2 separate regions of the Mus musculus genome follow, and region 2 is linked to region 1. Evidence: chromatin loops called from intact Hi-C (ENCODE). Cell type or tissue: gastrocnemius. All regions are shown on one strand. Links, peaks and the distances in the headings refer to the core of each region. The heading gives the core; the rest is flanking DNA.

What was found. Peaks named below come from ENCODE experiments on the same cell type or tissue, not always from the same donor. Only the 100,000 strongest peaks of a DNase experiment are listed, where the experiment ranks them.
Region 2: a loop joins it to region 1, with 1.9 times the contacts of the local background. A loop is called at or near these places in 2 of 42 quality-filtered maps.

What each region holds. Positions count from the first base shown.
Region 1 is chr7:133,724,865-133,734,798 of GRCm38, forward strand. It overlaps Dhx32 (DEAH (Asp-Glu-Ala-His) box polypeptide 32), which reads right to left. Exons shown (of 12, transcript NM_133941.2): 6 at 9,345-9,444; 7 at 9,104-9,262; 8 at 340-531. Among named protein-coding and RNA genes, the nearest start is that of Bccip, 20 kb to the left of the region's middle. In gastrocnemius, for the core only: no CTCF peak of the experiment used is centred there; DNase peaks (open chromatin) are centred at 4,687, 5,688, 5,930, 7,252 and 1 more place; H3K4me3 peaks cover 201 bases; H3K27ac peaks cover 5,193 bases.
Region 2 is chr7:133,785,410-133,795,343 of GRCm38, forward strand. All of the region lies in intron 1 of Fank1 (fibronectin type 3 and ankyrin repeat domains 1), which reads left to right. Among named protein-coding and RNA genes, the nearest start is that of Fank1, 13 kb to the left of the region's middle. In gastrocnemius, for the core only: no CTCF peak of the experiment used is centred there; DNase peaks (open chromatin) are centred at 3,114, 4,960, 5,600, 8,307 and 1 more place; H3K4me3 peaks cover 269 bases; H3K27ac peaks cover 1,394 bases.

The DNA.
Region 1 (9,934 bases), core at 903-8,902:
CAGCATTTAGTCCATGCTGCTGTCAAGGAATGTATGAAAATAATAGGAGCCGGTATAAAATAACGAAGCTGGCAGGAAACACAGGCCGCCCAGCTGTCTGGGAAACACCGCCTGTGGCTACTGCTTGTTGCCTGTTTTGAGCTACACGCGTCCTTTTGGCAAAAACCCAAGCCCACGCCTTTTGGCCTTTTCTGTTTTTGCATTAATTAAGGTAATTGTAAAGGTTTCCCCTTCTCAGTCTATTAAAACACTTTACTATCCCCTTACATCTAGACTCCATTTGAATCTGTACGTGCTGTGGATTCACAGTACCTAGAGAGAAAGGTCTTTAAGGAATACCTGTTACCATGGCAGCGATGGTTAGCATTTCGTCTACACAGTCAAATTCACAGGATGCTAAGATAGACTTTGAGAGCTGTGGATCCAGAGGAAACTCAGACATGATGATTCCAAACTCAGAGAGATTCCCATCGTTGTCCAGGGCTGCCAGGTAATCTAAATCTTCCAGTGCCTGCATCAGGCTTTCTGGAGCTAGGAAAGAGGAAAAAAGTGAATTTTACACAACTGAGGGGGCAGCACGTAGTGACTTTTCATTTTTGCATAAAACAAACAACCAATGAACAGAATCGGTAAAGCAAGAATTGGTCAGACACTAAGCCCGTAGCTTCTGAGGCTGACAGGGTACACCTTATGGCTATCTAGACAAGGACCCTGAAACCGTGGCAGGCTCCTCAGAGGACAGCCACGGACTCACTGCATTTTGCTGCAGTTCTGAGGGGTCAAAGTTGAGGATCTAGGGATCCGAGATCTCTCCTGACCAGGCAGCCATGTTCCAGTCGCTGTGACTTGGAACACGTGGTACTCAAACAACATCTGGAGCAGAGCCTGCTCTCACCAACGGGCCAGCCAGCTCGGCAGCTGCTGCAGGCACAGAACGCTGAACTATGGAAGCAGCTCTTGCACAAGCCTACAAAGCTAGCCTGAGTATACTTAAGGGAAGACATAATATTTGTTGCTCAATAAGGCAAAACATACATGGTCTAGAATCTAGTAAACTGAGGTCCGACAAGGAGAACGAGAGCTAAGACAGAGTGGCCTAGAAGTCACAAGAAAAGCAGAAACACCAGACACAAACACACAAGGTTACTGCAAACAGACAAACCTATCCCATCTCTCATTTCTTAGATAACATGGGCACTCCTACAGTGTGTATTAATTTCCACATCTGCTCAATTTCCACAAAGAAGTCTACTTACTCTCTGTCCTTCTGGGACCAAGTTCTATTAAATACACTGTTTCACCTGTCTGCCACCTGGTATTCCTATAAAGGCTACACCAACTCCTACTGTGCTGAAAACCTGAAAACTGCCTTTTGTCAGTCTCAGTCCTGGAATGTGTGTGGTGTTCGGGAGGCAACACCTATAGGCCTAACCCAGAAGCAACTGAATCTGCCTGTCCCTGAGTTTTAAGTGGCTGACGAGAAAACAATGACTCACTTGCTATCTTTACACTTTGACCACCAAAGGTAACGGTCAGAATTCAAGGCACACCGAGAAACTGCAGCCTCCTCACAAGCTCTAATGTGATCCCATTCCCACTATGGTCGGGAAGCCAAGAAAGCTTTTAGAAACCACAAGTGTGGTCTGGGGTACGGCAGGGAGAGCAGAGCATCTGAGGTGAGAGACTAGGAACAGAGAGGGTGGGGAGGAGCCTGCTGAGACTAACACTCGGGGGAGACAGTGAAATCATTCACCTATTGCCTGTGATCGTCCCCCATCAACATTTACCAAGTGGAATGCTTTCTTTATCGTTCTCCCTGGGCACGTTGGGCTTGACCTTACTGGTAAACACACAGCCTTGAGTCTGCAGTTCCAGGAAAGGAACTAACAGGCTACTTAGTAGTCCCAGAGTTCCATCAGGGATCTGTGGGACCTGAAAGGGGGCTTCGGATGTGCCAGAGAAGGTGCAGGGGCGGCTGCAGGAAGGAGCATGGCTGTGCTGAAACAGCGAGGGACTGGGAGCACTAGCTGGCATTATACAATTTCATGTCATTGTATTTATATTATCCTATAGGAAACAGGTTTCAAATACAGCTACCCTCGGGAATGTTACAGAACCCTATGCCTCTGCTTGTCTGGGATGGGTAAGTACTTCCAGGTACAGAACAAGACAGGAAGTCTTTGGTAAGCAGGCCTCAAAAGCCATAGTCAGGCCTTCCTCAGCATGCTCCTCCTCAGCTTGTATTACCAGCCAGGGTGAAAGATTAGGGCTCCTCGGTCACTAGACATGGGAAGGGCTGAGAGGGGACTCTCCAACCACGAGAGGGACACTGATAGAAGTCATGCCACGAGCCTGGCTCTCAGATGATGGCTGTGGCAGACTTTCAGACGCTCAGGAGTAAGGGTGACAGCTCAGCTGAGCTTTGCTGGGCCCTGAGACCTCGCCCATACCAGCTTGGCTCCTGCCTGTGGCACAGCAGAAAGTACAAGTGGAACACAGACAGCCATAGGCCTCCCTCAAACCTTTTTGCCAAGCAAGCCACATCAGTACCGGGACTAGTTAGGTCTCAGAGAGAACCGGGTCAGAAAGGGGCTGAGTTTGTCTCCACACAAGGCCTGCTCACACTATGCTAAAGAAGACTGCTGGCCTTCCTCAAGACACAGCTGTCAGTGTCCCCAGGATAAGGCACTGTGACTGCTAGCTCTTTTTTTTTTTTTAACTTTTTATTAGGTATTTTCCTCATTTACATTTCCAATGCTATCCCAAAAGTCCCCCATACCCTCCCACCCACTCCCCTACCCACCCACTCCCACTTTTTGGCCCTGACGTTCCCCTGTACTGGGGCATATAAAGTTTGCAAGTCCAATGGGCCTCTCTTTCCAATGATGGTTGACTAGGCCATCTTCTGATATATATGCAGCTAGAGTCAAGAGCTCCGGGGTACTGGTTAGTTCATAATGTTGTTCCACCTATAGGGTTGCAGATCCCTTTAGCTCCTTGGCTACTTTCTCTAGCTCCTCCATTGGGGGCCCTGTGATCCATCCAATAGCTGACTGTGAGCATCCACTTCTGTGTTTGCTAGGCCCCGGGACTGCTAGCTCTTAACACACAATGATACCCTTGAAAGATGTTCTTTGCAGTGTAACTAGAAGTCTCCCCACTCCACAGCATCTAAGACCAAGCTTCAAACAAGGCTTAGCACTGCAGTGAGATAGCATAGCATTGGCTTTACCAAAACCACCAGGGGAAAAAACAAAACAGGCCAGAACAATGCATGGGGCTGGAGCAATAGCTTAATGGCTAAGAGCACTGGCTCCTCTTCTAGAGAACCCTGGTTCAATTCCCAGTACCTCCATGGTGGCTCACACCATCTGTAACTACAACCCTGATCCTCCTGTGGACCGTGTACTTAGTGTACAGACCTACAGGAACCCTGATCCTCCTCTGGACTGTGTACTTAGTGTACAGACCTACATGAAGGCAAAACATCCACACACATAAAAAAATTAATAAATAATAAAATTAGTATTTATAAATGTACAAGCTTAAAATGGAAGAGCCTGGCTCTGATGAGGACGGGGGGGGGGGGGAGGGGGAGTGTTGCGGGTGGAGTGGGGAAGAGGGGAACAGCTTCTAAGACAGTGTCACAGGCCACACTTCCTAGTACCTGGTGTGTACAGGACCTTTACAAGATCCACAGCACTTCTACATTTGAATCTCTTGTCTGGCCAAGGCTGAGTGGCCAGCCAGTTGGTTCCGTATTTGTTTAATGAGCAGCACCTTTCCAGAAGCCATGCTCTGCGAGCACAGCTGACATGACTCTAAAAGAGCAAGGCCAGCAGTCTTAGTATCTAGAAACCCATCTCAGGGGCACTGTGGTGACATCTCCTCATCACTGTGATCACTGTCTGTTTGCACATTTATGGAAAGTACCGTCTTAGTCTAGGTAGGTAGCCTTGGGCAGCTAGGAGTCGCTCAGACCTGCAATGCCAAGCATTTATTGAACCCCAGTCACTTGTCTAAGGGATGAAAAAATATTAACTAGCTGACCTGAGCCCTGAGGCAGTTACTTTGATTGTGGTTATATTAAAACTATTTCTATTCTATGCCTCTAACTTCCTCCCTAATTAAGTTTTCACTATCTGTAAAATGACTTTCTAATGCTTCCAAGGTGCTCCAGTGGGTTGCGTCTTGGAAACTGTTCTTGGAATGTTCCTCTTTGTACACACACACTCACACACACACACACACACACACACACGCACACACACAAGAATGCACACATCCCTCTCTGAAGATGGTGATAAATTCTGTGTGGCCTTTGCACAAACAATGGTGTCTGTGCAGACCCAGCACTCAGACCAGAGGACGGCTCAGTGGGGAAAATGCTTGCAGCACAAGCCTGACAGCCTGAACGACACTCTGGAATCCACATGGTGGAAGAAAAGAAGGGACTCCTGCAAGTTGTATTCTGAACTTCTCAGATAAATGTAATAAAAATAGATAAACAACAACAAGATTCTAGCTATGGTCTTTGCGGGTGCAGTGGTAGAACAACTGCTTAGCTTTGGGCTGTCGGAGGTAGCATGCAGCATGCGTCCTGCCTGCAGAGAGGAGTCTCTGTCCAAAGCTCCTGATGCAGCTCTGACGACTGAGCCAAGCTAGCAGGTGGCTTTCTCTCACTCCCTAGTACAGACTGTGGCACTTTGGACCAATCTGTGTTTTCAATCCATCACAGACTTGCAGACATCCTCACAAATGCCTCTGGGAGTGTGGCTGTGATGACAGAAGCGCCAGGTTCACTAACTCAGGAGCCTTCTAGTGAAAAGTGTGCACCTGAGCCCTGATGGGGCCACTGCAGAGCTGGATTCCCCTTCTAATTGGCCTCTGCAAGGAGGAGTCTGGCCCCGCCTGCACAGTGTGTTCTCTTCAGTACCCTGTCTTTTTGCATACACCAAGCTACAAGTCCTAGTGGGTACAGTTCATTTTTCTCTTCCTTCTCTCCTTCCTTCTTTCTTTTCTTCCTTTCTCCCTCCCTCCTCCCTTTCTTCCTTCCTCCCTCCCCACCTGCTTCTGGTTTCAGACCTGGCCTCCAGTTTCTCCTAGTATCCCTCAGACCCTGCCCCAACCTTGAACTTTCCAGCCCAGGGGCTAGGCTGCCCTTCCCCAAAGGCTCTTCCCTATATAATCCAGATATTTTGACCCCTCTACTTCTTTTCTGTCTCTGCAGCCACCCCACCCCTTTCTCTCTTTCTTCCCCTTCCCTCTCCCCATGGTGACTCCCCGGCCTCAGTCCTTGGGACCCCATGAACTCCCCGAGAGCCACTTCCCAATAAACCTGCCTTTAATATATTCTAATCTGGCTTGAATTGGCTCATTTCACTGGCAGAGAAATAACCTATCCTGATTGATCTTGAACTTCCAATTCTCCTGCCTCCAGTTCCATTCTGTAAGCTCTGTGGTTATAGACACGTATCACCATGCCTGACTCTCATTTTTCTTTTCAAATCTCAGAAATCCTGGTCATCTCAACTCAAAACCAGTTTTATCTGCAACAAGTTAAAACAAATTCTGAATCAGAGCAAAGAGATGACATTCGGCAGAGGCAGGGGCATTTTGCCTGGTTTCTCTTCAAATCCCTGTCCAGGTACCTTTGCCTTCCAAGGACAATAACAGTCTCAGCCATCTGTTTCTGCTGAGGCACTCGGTTAGTCCTGGTCTTCCTGACCCAGATCAACAGTGGCTGTGACACTTATGTGGAGGTCATTCCTCATGCAGCCAAGGAAAAGGGAAAAACAAAACAAATAAATAAAACAACCCCCCTGGATTTCATGTTTCTGCAGAGCGCCATGCTGAGGGAACTCACTTAGCTGCCGAGAGCCTCGTCATGCCAAGGCTACTGCCACACGGTCCACAGAGCCTGAGAGCCAAGGTCACTGCCACACAGTTCACAGAGCCTGAGAGCCAAGGCCACTGCCACACGGTTCACAGAGCCTGAGAGCCAGAGCTCGCTGTGCTCGGACATTTCAATTATATGTTGGCCACAAGCTTCTTCTATGTTTTTTTTTTTTGGTTTGGTTGGTTTTTTTGTTTCCAAAATGATGAGTCAGAGTTCATCCACAATGATATTTCCCCAAGCACAGCAGAAAACAGCTGCTGGCATTATCAGGAGCCAAAAATAAATGGTGACTCTGACCCCTTTGTTCCCAGTTATCAGTTTGAAACCTCACGAGGTAAGCAGCAAACAGGAGCCACACAGAGAGCAGGGAGCCCACAGGCCAGCCAAAGGCTTCCTTTCAGGTATCTCTGATGTTTGATTTCTTCAGAACCCTCTTGCAGGCCTACTCTTACTTCCCCCTTCACATCTAGTCCATCAAACATCCCCTGTCCTGAGCAGAAAGATGCTGAGGGCACCAAGGCAGAGTAGTAGGCTGGATGGCAGCGTTAGCGGGTGACACGCACTTGGCTAACACTGTAGCATGCAGTCTCTAAGGCCCATCCTGACCATGAAAAGTCTAGCCTGGAATGTGTCTCAGTAGTGGAACACTCTCATAGGCTGCTCGGGCTCTGGGTTCAACCCCTAACAACAAAATGTAAAAGCAACAAAAACAGTGAAAACCCTTCTGCAGAGGAGGCTTCTGGAAAGATCACTGTAGCAGATCCGTCGGTGGCAAACACCGACCCATGTGAAGTTCAGGGACCATCATGCAGCAAGGAGGAAGTGGATGGGATTCCCACCCGAGATGTCATCCTCGGGGCCAGGACGAGGTGAAGGGAGCATGCACACAGGCCCGGGTCACACAGCCCCCATCTCAAACACTCCTACCTCCTACTTATCTGTCTTGCTAAATACAGCAAAGGACAGAGACATTACAGGCAGATTGTCATTTACTTCCAGGGTAGGCATCATGGAAAAGTTTAACCACTGGCCAAAAGTGTGGGGAAATTTAAGTTACTTCTACGTAAATGGAAGCAAAAACTAAGGTATTGATTAGACAGCTGCCAATACTTTTAAGTTAGAGCCCTTCATTCAGTGATCTAAACATTTGCTTGCTTTTTAGAAGTTAAGCTCCAAGTCACAGAAGAAAGCAGGTGAGAGGAGACAGACCCTGCCTGGTGTCTCCCTGGCCACGGGGCTAGCTAGGTTCCCGTTAGCATCAGGAGCATGCTGGGAGGGGAAATGGGAAGCCCTGGCTGAGCTCTTCCACTCATTATTCATAGGCTCCTGCTGCTCCAGCTTGGCAAGGAACACCAGAGACAAGAGGGAAAGCCACCCAGGAACCTTTCTTAGGAAAAGGAGGCCAGGACAGTCAGACAGCGGCCACTGGCAGGGAAGCTGCCACCTGCTCCATCTGTGAGTTGCCCTGAATCTAGCAACTTGGTTTCTCATCTGTAAAGTGGAGCAAAAAAAAAAAAAAAAAAAAAAAAAAAAGGCCAGCATCCAGTCACTGGGCTACTGTCTTAAATGATTTAACACACCAATAAACATATATAAATGACCAAGTGTTTAGAGAACAGCCAGGGTTTAAACAGATAAGATACAGACTATGGCTGCTGGCAGACCTTCCTCACCAGCTGGTTATTGACAAGTACAGCTGCCACCATGTCCCAGACACTGTACCTAGAGCTGAAGAAGGCTTTAACCCCATCCTGCCAGAGAGGATAAGCCAACTGGGAATGCAGCGAAAGCCACTAGCTGACTTCCTTTTGAGCAGGTAACACTGCTCTGCCTTGGGCATAGGTGGCTGTCCCTCAGGTAGCAGTTGCTTGGCCTGGCCTCACTGGCCTTTCTTCCCCTCAGCATTCCAGTAGCTTTGGGCACAGGAGAAAGTAAACCGAAGGAAGAAACTGCTCGGATTAGGATTCAAATGTCTCAGTCTTGCTTCAGACGTCTCCCCTCCCTTATGTGTTGAACCTAAATTGCAAAGGAGTGAAATCTGAGTGGGTTTTCCCCAGGTGCTAACAAGATCCACGAGGAGGACTTCCAAGCCACTGGGAACGTATCCTTTACCTTCTGTTCATCTTGCCCTTAGATAGCAGTGCCCCACTGTCCCTCCCTATACTGGCCAGTCCTTCTGGTTCCAGTGTCCAAAACATAAGACACTCTCTGGGCTGGGGAAATGGCTCAGTGGGTAGAGTGTTACCACACAAGAATAAGGAGCTGAATTCAGATCCCAGCAGCCACATATACATCCAGGCTGCTGGTGCACATCTGAATCTCAGGACCTGGGGGATGGAGGGGCAGTTAGGAGAATCCCAGAGGCTTGCTTGATGGTCAGCAGGTCTAGCCAATCAGTGAACTCCAGGTTCAATAACAGACCCTGTCTCAAAAATGAAGGTAAAGAGTGATACAGGAAAATACCTTATGTTGACCTCTGGCCCTTATGTTGGTTAGTTAATGTCAAGTTGACACAAGCTAGAGTTATCTGAAAGGAGGGAACCTCAATTGAGAAAATGCCTCCATAAGATCGAGCTGTAGGGAATTTTCTTCATTAATGATCGATGGGTGAGGGGCAGCCCATTTGGGTAGGGCCATTCCTGACCTGATGGTTCTGGATTCTATAAGAAAGCAGGCTGAGCAAACCACGTGAAGCAAGCCAATAAGCAGTATCTTTCCATGGTCTCTGCTTCAGCTCCTGCCTCCAGATCCCTGCCCTGCTTGAATCTCTGTCCTCAATATTCCTTCCATGATAAACAGTGATCTGGAAGTGTAAACCAAATAACCCTTTCCTCCCCAGCTTGCTTTTGTCATGGTGCTTCATCACAGCAATAGTAACCCTAAGACAAGTCTTCATCTCACACACACACACACACACACACACGCGCGCACGCGCACACACGCACACACACACACACGCACACGCACACACACACACACACACACACGCACACACACACACACACATACACACACACACGCGTGCGCGCACCCCTAGGTTTTTGTCCTTTTAAATTCTGAGATAATTTCCTCTTTTGACAGTGAAGGGTCAGCACTCAGCGAACCGCATGCTGGCTTACAGTGATAGGTGCTTCGTGCTGTCAGGAGACACGTGAGGCAGGGAGAAATGGCAGGAATAGGAAGAAAAGCAGAGTGTAAAGCTACCTGGCCTGTTCATGAAGTCGCAGCGGCCCAGGCCTGCAATGTCCACCCTCTTCATGAAGAGCACCATGCTAGTCAGGTTGGCTTCCTGCATTTCCGCTGGCTTAAGGGGCCTCATGTCTTTGGAGGCAAATTCTTCAGTGTACAGACAGAAAAGTTTTCCTTAAAAAAGTCAAGGGAAATGGCTTCAGTGTTGCTGTGGCATCCCTGCGGACTTCACACTGCTTTGTGCCCACCACACTACCTGAGGGAGAAGACCCGAGGAGCTGCTTCCGGATCTCTGCTTGGCTTTGGCTGATGGGCTGCAGGACGAGGGAGTTGGCTCTGATCCGGGGGTTATATACCTTTAACAGAAACACAGCAGGTTAGCTCCTGGAACTCAGGGGAAGTCACCTGCCTCTACCCACAGTGACTGCTCTCAGCACCACCAGAAATGCTGTCAGGCTCTTTGGTGTCTACCACACACTATGAGATAGAAACTGCAAGGGACTTGGCATATAGATCTGCAAGCTGCCTGCTTCCACTGCCCTCTGAAGTACCTCAGTATCACCTGCCATCAGCCTTATGCTGGTGAGTGGGGCCCCCCTCCCAAGACACACACAATGCCACATGAAAGAAAGGCTTTCCATTCAATAGGGCTGACTTGATTCGGTGTTTTGTTCAGGCTGAGTGTTACTTCAGTGGGCCCATGCTTATGACACACTCGGGATTTTCTGGGTAGTACACCTACCGCAAATGCCACACGGCACTAACAGTTACTCTTGCGTGTGACAGCCTGTGCTCTAGGGACAGTGAAGTAACCAAAGACTGACTCTAACAAGTCAGGTGTGTTGG
Region 2 (9,934 bases), core at 653-8,652, 60 kb after region 1:
TCCTCTGACCTCCGTGTGTGCTGTGACATGTCCTCTGACCTCCGTGTGTGTGCTGTGACATGTCCTCTGACCTCCGTGTGTGCTTGACATGTCCTCTGACCTCCGTGTGTGCTGTGACATGTCCTCTGACCTCCGTGTGTGCTTGACATGTCCTCTGACCTCCGTGTGTGTGCTTGACATGTCCTCTGACCTCCGTGTGTGCTGTGACATGTCCTCTGACCTCCGTGTGTGCTGTGACATGTCCTCTGACATCCGTGTGTGTGCTGTGACATGTCCTCTGACCTCCGTGTGTGCTGTGACATGTCCTCTGACCTCCGTGTGTGCTTGACATGTCCTCTGACCTCCGTGGTGCCGTGACATGCCCTCTGACCTCTGTGTGTGCTGTGACATGCCCTCTGACCTCCGTGTGTGCTGTGACATGTCCTCTGACCTCCATGTGTGTGCTGTGACATGTCCTCTGACCTCTGTGTGTGCTGTGACATGTCCTCTGACCTCCGTGTGTGCTGTGACATGTCCTCTGACCTCCGTGTGTGCTTGACATGTCCTCTGACCTCCGTGTGTGCTGTGACATGCCCTCTGACCTCCATGTGTGTGCTGTGACATGCCCTCTGACCTCCGTGTGTGCTGTGACATGCCCTCTGACCTCCGTGCGTGCTGTGACATGTCCTCTGACCTCCATGTGTGTGCTGTGACATGTCCTCTGACCTCTGTGTGTGCTGTGACATGTCCTCTGACCTCCGTGTGTGCTGTGACATGTCCTCTGACCTCCGTGTGTGCTGTGACATGTCCTCTGACCTCCGTGTGTGCTTGACATGTCCTCTGACCTCCGTGTGTGCTTGATATGCCCTCTGACCTCCATGTGTGTGCTGTGACATGTCCTCTGACCTCCGTGTGTGCTGTGACATGTCCTCTGACCTCCATGTGTGTGCTGTGACATGTCCTCTGACCTCCGTGTGTGCTGTGACATGTCCTCTGACCTCTGTGTGTGCTGTGACATGTCCTCTGACCTCTGTGTGTGCTGTGACATGTCCTCTGACCTCCGTGTGTGCTTGACATGTCCTCTGACCTCCGTGTGTGCTGTGATATGCCCTCTGACCTCCGTGTGTGCTGTGACATGTCCTCTGATCTCTGTGTGTGCTGTGACATGTCCTCTGACCTCTGTGTGTGCTGTGACATGTCCTCTGACCTCCGTGTGTGCTGTGACATGCATGCACAGCCTTCTCTGACACGTGCTATACATGTGAAAAGTGATTCCAGGGCCACAGCTGTGGCAGGCAGACAAAGCAGTTAAATGACCTAACTGATGTAGTCATCTAGAGATGACCCACTTGAATTACTTATTTGGGATTATACAAATTCTCTGGTGAACAAAATTGACCCATGTTTGAGTGTTGCTCTTGGAATGAATTGCTCTTTCTTAGGAGTCAATGTTAATAATAATAATAATAATAATAATAATAATAATAATAGTAATAACAATAACAATGTCATATTTTGTTATTGTTTGGTTTTTCAAGACAGAGTTTCTCTGTGTAGCTCTGGCTGTCCTGTAACTCACTCTGTGGACCAAGCTGGCCTCGAACTCAGAAATCCGCCTGCCTCTGCCTCCTGAGTGCTGGGACTAAAGTTGTGGCCACCACTGCCTGGCTGAAGTCTATGTTTATTTTTTATTGACATGTGTGTCTACAATAGAATATACAAATCCTGGCAAACACAGCAGTGGATGCTCATAGTCATCTATAGGATGGAACACAGGGCCCCCAATGGAGGAGCTAGAGAAAGTATCTAAGGAGCTGAAGGGGTCTGCAACCTTATAGGTGGAACAACAATATGAACTAACCAGTACCCCCCAGAACTCGTGTCTCTAGCTGCATATGTATCAGAAGAGGGCCTAGTCGGACATCACTGGGAAGAGAGGCCCCTTGGTCTTATAAACTTTATATGCCCCAGTGTAGGGGAATGCCAGGGCCAAGAAGTAGGAGTGGGTGGGTAGGGGAGCAGGGCAGGGGGAGGGTATAGAGGACTTTTGGGGTAGCATTGAAATGTAAAGGAAGAAAATATCTGATAAAAAATTTAAAAATATATACAAATCCTACAAACACTGTTGAGTGAAAATTTGAAAATCAATCACATCCATGTGTGTTGGTCAGTTTTGGTGTTTTTGTTGTTTTGTCAACTTAGCACACGTTAGCACCATCTAGGAAAAGAGAACGTTAGTGGAGGAATGCTTCTATCAGATTGGCCTGTGGGCAAGTCTATAGGGCAAGTTCTGATTAGTGACCCAGCCCACTGTGGCTAGTACCACCGGGGCAGGAGGGTCCTGGATGGTATAAGGAAGGAGGCTGAGCAAGCCTTGAGGAGTAAGACAGTTAACGGCACTCCTCCCTGGCCTCTACTTCAGTTCCTGCTTCTTTATCCTTGCTGTACTGGCTGGTTTCGTGTCAGCTTGACACAGGTGGAGTTATCACAGAGAAAGGCGCTTCAGTTGAGGAAATGCCTCCATGAGATTCAACTGTAAGGTATTTTCTCAATTAGTGATCAAGGGGGAAAGGCCCCTTGTGGGTGGTGCCATCTCTGGGCTGGTAGTCTTGGTTCTATAAGAGAGCAGGCTGAGCAAGCCAGGGGAAGTAAGCCAGTAATGAACATCCCTCCATGCCTCTGCATCAGCTCCTGCTTCCTGACCTGCTTGAGTTCCAGTCCTGATTTCCTTTGGTAATGAACAGCAATGTGGAAGTGTAAGCTGCATAAACCCTTTCCTCCCCAACTTGCTTCTTGGTCCTGATGTTTGTGCAGGAATAGAAACCCTGTCTAAGACCCCTGCCTACACTTTGTCCAGTGTGGTGGAAGGATAAGCAGATGAGCTCTTTTCTCCCCCAGGCTGCTTTTGATCCTGGTGCTTATCACAGCAACAGGAAGCTGACTATTACATGTGACCGTTCAGCTTAAAAAAATGTTAGTGTGACTGCACCCTTAGGGCTATTGTCCCATGGCAGTCATTGTGGTTCATAGGTGTCATCGCTTGGTAGGTCCGTGGTGGATTGCTTTTCCCTTTTGGAAGCTGGCATGGTGCCTTCAGGAAGCATGAGAGCCAGTCCCCAGGGAGGGGGCTTTCAAATCAGTTCCAGCTCAGGGGCTTCTGGGCTCTGTGTCTGAAGTGCTTGGTGCCTTCAGTAACAGGGACTTTCCTTCCACCTCTGGGGAGAGTGGAGGAGGAGCAAGCAAGAGCAGTGGCAGTGCCCTGGACTGTTATGGGAGTCCCTCGGACAACCAGGACCAATACCTCAAAAGAGGATTCAAGTCTGCTATTGGGATTTTTGTTAGGTGGATTTTGGCGTCTGGAGGGAGCATTGTTGACTCAGATGAGAAAAATACATTTAAATTATATAAGTATATTTTATACCTTTAAGTATATTCTGGTTTTTTATTTAGATAGATAATAATGCTGTTCCTTATGACTTTTTCAGACATTCTTACTGCTGTTTACCTGCCCCCATTCTTGTTCTTATATCTGTCTTCCTCCTTACACCCTACAGAGCCCCCCTTCCCATTCTCTGATCAGATCGCTTGTACCCTCGATTTCCTCTGTTGCTCCTACACCCCCACCAAGCAATGCTCTTTCATTTCCCTGAATTACTGCAAACTACTCACATCTGATGATTTGGAGCTAGGAGACTCCAGTGAGAGAGAACAAGCCACATTTGTCTTTCTGGGTTCGGGATACCTTGCTCAATATGATCCTTTCTAGTTCCATCTGTTTCCCTGGAAATTGCATGATTCTTCTTTACAAGGGGATACTACCTCATAGTGCATATGTACCCCATTTTCATTATCCATTCACTGGTTGAACGACATCTTGTTTCCATTTCCCAGTACAGTGGTTTGAATAGGTTTGGCCCCCATAGTCTCATGGTTTTAAATGCTTGGCCCACAGGGGGGGTAGTGTACTATTAGGAGGTGTGGCCTTGTTGGAGTGGGTGTGGCCTTATTGGAGGAAGTGTGTCACTGTGGAGGCCATCTTTGAGTTCTCCTACGCTCAAGCTCCTCCCAGTGTGGGATTTCAGTCTCCCTCCCCACCCACTCTGGCTGCCTTCAGGTCAAGATGTAGAACTCTTGCTCCCACCATGATAATGGACTGAGCCTCTGAAACGGTAAGCCAGCCCCAATTAAATGTTTGCCTTCGTAAGAGTTGTCTTGGTCATGGTGTCTCTTCCCAGCAACAAAACCCTACTAAGGGACACAGCTGTTGTGAGTAGAGCAGCAGTGAACTCTGACGCGCAGGTATCTGTGGGCTATGATGCTGAGTCCTCTGAGCGCACGCCAAGGAGTGGGATAGCTGGCTCGTTTGCTAGATGTATGCTTGGCCTTTTGGGAATTCTCCACACCGATTTCTGGAGTGGCTGTACAAGTTTGCAATCCCACTGACTGTGAACAAAGGTTCCGTTTTCCTGACACATGTGCATTTCAGCTGGCACATGCCTGGGAGTAGAGTGGCCTGGCAAATGACAGAGTTTACCCAGGTACATGCACCTCTAGTAGCTATGACCTGGGTAGCAAGGTGATGTACCAGCAGGACCTGGGAGCCCAACCACTCCCCATGCTTGCTGGTGTTTGCCTTTCTCCTCAGAGCAGATGTGTCTCATTATATTTCCCACACTAACTAATGCTATTAAGTTTTTAAATGAATTTTTATAGGCTGCTTAAATGTACTTACACTAAGTGCCCTTTCAAGTCTTTCGTCCATATTTTCTTTTGGGTACCTGTTCCACAGAACTCCTTAGATGGTAACTATTTGTAGATTGAACTGCTTGCTGCTTTGTGGTAATTGGTTACACAGCACTGGAATCCAGTATGCTCTAGTATGGCTTTGGGTTGGGCTGTATGTATCATGCGTGGTACTGAGCATCCGAGCTAAAAGCTTCCTGCATGTTGGCGTCTGCTCCCATTGTGCTGAAGACCCAGCCACCACCTGTGGCTTTTGCTTTGGGAGACCCAGCCTGCCAGCTTGGCTCTACCTTCCCCGGATTCTCCATCTGCCATTCTTTTCCCTTTTGGATTTCTTTTTCCTCTTTTTAGACCTTGTTTTCTAGGGTTTTGGATAAACTCTACAGTTATAAGGTTCAAAACAAAATAAAATTATGAAGGAGTATTTAGTGAAAAGTCATTGGAATATGTCTCCACTCCATCCCTATCTATTACCTTCTAACCTGACACACTTTACTATTAGGAATAAAAGCAGGTTATTTGTGTTGCATTTCTCTCTCTGACCTGTGCCTGGCTCTTTGCAGTGAACGTTGCATTTTGGAGAGCTTTCTCTTTAATTCATAATGAGTTTTCTTGTTGTTATGAGAACAATGATATCCTATTGTAGGAATTTATCTTAATGTATTTAATCAGTCTACCACAGATGGAGACTCACTCCTAATTATTTGCAACTGAGCCAAAGATATGCACAGCCTAAGGTCCTGAATTTGTGTGTTAGTCGGCAGTTGAAGGAGGCTTGGTGTTAAGGATGGACAGATGGATGGCCCGTGGTGTGTTGTCTAGGAGGACCTGATGTAGTCAGGCACATGGGCCCTTACTAGAAGGGGAGCAGAAGGACAGGCTTAGCCAGAGTGCTCACCGAGAAAGGGAGCACAGGTTGGTGTGAGGACCTGAGCCAGGGAGTCTGGGGCCAGATACCAAACAGGCACTGAAGGCAGTCCTAATGGTCTGCTGGAGCCTCCAGCCTTGGACCTGAACCCTCTAAGATGCATTTTGGATTTGTGATCCCCAGAACTGCAAGACTGTTGTTTTAAGCAACTGTTTGTGGTTATGGTGGCAGCGGGAGACCAGTGTGGCCATTTTACTTAAACCAAAAGTGGCTACCTTTTGAGTCTGACATTTTGTGTTTGTGCATCTGTATCTATGGGGAAGAGTTTAGGCCTGGAGTACTTGAAGCTAGTTTTGTAATAATTAAATTGTTCTTTTTAAAAAACTTTTTCTTTTTAGGTTTATGTGTATGAAAAATTTGCCTGCATGTATCTCTTTCTGTGCACCACATGTGCTCCCACAGTCATCAGAAGAGGGCGTCAGATTCCCTGGAATTGGAGTTAGGGATAATTGTGAGTCACCATGTGGGTGCTGGGAATTGAACCTGGGTCCTCACCAGGTTTTCTAACCACTGAGCCATCTCTCCAGCCCTGAATCATTCTTCTCATTCTTCTTAAAGCAGCTTTCCATTCTACGACACCTGGGAGACCAGCGTGGAGGAGGAGGTTACTGCTTCTGCTCTGGAAGTTCAATTTAAGAAGGACTTGAGCCACTGCTTTTGGTCCTCATGGGACCCCCAGATGGCAACAGCGGGGAGTGCAGAGTGGCATGGACTGTTTACCCCATGACCAAGAAATAGCAAAGGAAGAGGGAAGTCTGGGGCCCCACGGTCTCCTCACAGACAAACCGAGAATGGTCTAAGACTCTCCCATAGGCCCCTCCTCCTAACCTGCATTTGCTTGCTGAGGACCAAGCCTTCAACACATAGGCTGTTAGGGGGACATGGTCCATCCCAACTCCAGCAGTGGTCTGTGGGGGTCACAACCATTGTCACTCTAAGCAGCAACAAGTGTGAGCTCCCCTCTCCCCACAGCCACTTGAACACAGTGGCTATTTGGATTTTTGCTATTTTGATGGTGTCAAATTCTAATAAGTTTTCCCATCCGTAACTTGTTTTAAACCATCCTTCAGAGTTAGGAGTGGGTCCTTGATTCTGCTCTTGTCCACAGCATTTATCTTCATTTCCCTCCAACACCTCATACTGCAGGCTGTCTATATGATGAGAAAAGAAAACACAATCCCCAACAGCACCTGTCAGCAGACAAGAAATGTGGTATCAAACATGCTCTATCAAGGTCTGCTTATGAAAAGGTCTCCTTAGCTTTGGACCTGAGTCCCACATTGTCAGTCTGCAGAGACTGAGGACTGGGCTGCTGTCAGTGTCCTGATCACTATGCGGGTTGGCTGACTGAAGGTAAAACAGAATCAGCAATCACACAGCATCCTGCCCCACCCCCACCTCACCCCGTCTTGGGGTTACCAGAGATCTTTCTCACGGAGGTCAAGTAGAACTTCCGCTTTGGGATGCCACTGGTGAAAATTATTTGCACATGGGATAAAGCCTGTTGGTTCTGCCATTTTAAAGGACTAATACCTGTGCCACAAACGTGTTGGGGGGGGGGAGGGGGGAAGGAGCGATGAACCCAGATCACCACGCTCCTTCCCTTAGCTTGGGGACCAGCATTACCATAAGTTGCTAACTCATTAAGATAATCTTTTTTTCTTTTTAAAGATGATTCTCACTATGTACCTTTGGCTGGTCTGGCCTTCCAGATGTAGATCAGGCTAGTCTAGGTCTCCCAAGAGACCTGCCTGTCTCTGAGTTTGAGATTAAAGGCATTTGCTGGGTACTGTAGGTATTGTATCATATTAACTGTCTCTTCCCATAGTACTAACTGAAATCATTGGCAACCTGAACTTCTTGCCTTCTGTGAGACGTCTGGCTGTTGGAAATCTAAATTGATGTGGTGTGAAGACACTAATGAGATAAACATCTGGTTGGCCTGCTGCTTCTATCTAACATGCTGTGACTTCAGTGTGAGCCAGTGCTAGCCAGCCACTTGGACCCCCTAAAAAGCTTCTAAAGAGCTTTAAGTGAGGTGCCACATGTCTGTAATCACAAACCTTGGGAAGTCAGCTATCCACTTACACTCTGTCTCCTCAAAACCCCCAATGTTTCAGAAAGCACAAAATGTAATGATTCACCAGGCAGTGGTGGCACACGCCTTTAATTCCAGCACTTGGGAGGCAGAGGTAGGCAGATTGCTGAGCTCGAGGCCAGTCTGGTCTACAGAGTGAGTTCCAGGACAGCCAGGGATATACAGAGAAACCCTGTCTCGAAAACACCAAAAAAAAAAAAAAAAAAAAAAAAAAAAAAAAAAGTAATGACTCCCGTGTCTTGGGAATACAAGACAGTGACTCACTGGCAATGAGCCCAGTTACAATTTGTCTGTTTGATTCTTGGGAAGGGAAAGAACAAGCAGACAGACAGGTGCTGAGGAAGGGTTGTTGCTTCCCGCCCCATGATCCCAGAGCTGTGTCAATGACTTGCTACTCTTTGATGATTACAAACGTCTGATTCAAAGGTTTCTCTTCTCTGACACCTAAACTCCATCCTCCAGTGGCCTGCCAAGAGCTGGGACTGTCCCAAGGCTTGGTGCCCTGTGAGCTCTCCTTACAGCCCTGTCAGTATGAGTCAGGCTGGCTTGCCACAGCTCTTTCCTGCTAAATGTGTCTCTTGTGATGACACTCTGCCCCACTTCAGCTGGCATCTGTTTACTTTGAGTTAATTTTAGATAGAGCAGATTAATCATTACATCGCAATGATGCCAGCAGCACAGTTGGCAAGTCACAGAGGGGCACAGGAATCAGGAATCCTGACTGAGTGTCAGCCCCTGCCTCTCTCCAGTTGGGATAGGTGGGTAAGAGGAGAGACAGACCTTCCCTTTGGGATCCCTGTGGATGAACAGAGCTGTGCCTGGTGCCTGCCGCCGGGCCTGGCCTATGATGACTGTGCATGCCATGCCAGAAGAGTTAGCAGAACAAGATCCAGAAGAGAATAAATAGAATCAGATTTGAGTCAGGAAGCCCAGGCCCGGAAGTCTGACAGCGCAGAGCTTGTGGGTGTTATTGGGGCAGACCTGTCCTCTTTCACAGGGCAGCAGCTAGCTGGAATCTCTGCATCACTTTAGCCTTAGAATGGTTGCTTCTCCCCAATACCTCCTGCCCTCCTGGAATTAATCAGAGCAAACTCCACTTTGGGGAGTGTGGTGGTTTCCAGTGTCATACAGGGCGACCACATTTATCTTATAGATTTGTGTTCCTTTTCCCCTTCATTGCCCACATTCGTTTCTGCTTCTTTTCTGTTCTTTTTGGTCTCATTTGTTATCTCTGTGCCTGACCCCCACCAGGTCAGAAGCTCGGCTTGCTAGACAGGGAGGTGAGGCACAGGCACTTACCTCATCACTTGACTTAGAAGGACAGGGCAGAGAGCTGGATAGAGACTACCACGTGATGCGCGGAAGAGACATGCTTTCTTCCCTTGCTTTCTCTCTTTTCTCTCAGGACCTGGTTCATGCTGGGCAACGGATTGTGCCACTGAGCTATGTGCCAGCCCCCAAAGTGTTCCTTCTCAACTATATCAGTACTGAAGATTAAAAACTCAATTCTTCCTAGCAAGGAAAATAAATATGAATTTTCAACTGGGCTTTGTAGACCCTTGAAGGATTTGGTTTCTGCCATGCTCTCTGCCCGCCCAGCCTTGGGAAGCAGTTTTTCCTCCTGCTATGGCCCTAGTGGAGAGGCAGCAAGCTTAGAGGCTCCTAGCTGAAGAGTGTCCTTTCCTTCCCTGAAGTGAGGTCTGTGTGTTCAGGGCTGGATTCCAAAGGTGGGGCTGCTGGCAGCAAGCTGTGTGATTAACCGAGGAGACAACAGTAAAGACCAGGAAAGGCTGGGTAGACAGGTAGGTCTGGTTCCTCCACATTTGAGGTCAGCAGGGTGTGTGCCAACCTGGCTTGGCCCTAACTCCAGTGTCTAGCTATCAGTCCTGCTGTCTGACCAGCTTCCCAAGGCTGGCCAGTCTGCTGCCCACAGATCTCTTGGAGAAACAAGGACTCAGCTCATGGGTGGGTGTGATTTAGCCTTTAAAAGATGGTTTTCAAACATTGGTAAGATGGTGGCTGACATACAGATGTAAAATAATTACCCTTAGCCAGGTGTGGTGGCACGGGCCTTTAATCCCAGCACTCGGGAGGCAGAGGCAGGCAGATTTCTGAGTTCAAGGCCAGCCTGGTCTACAAAGTGAGTTCCAGGACAGCCAGAGCTATACAGAGAAACCCTGTCTCGA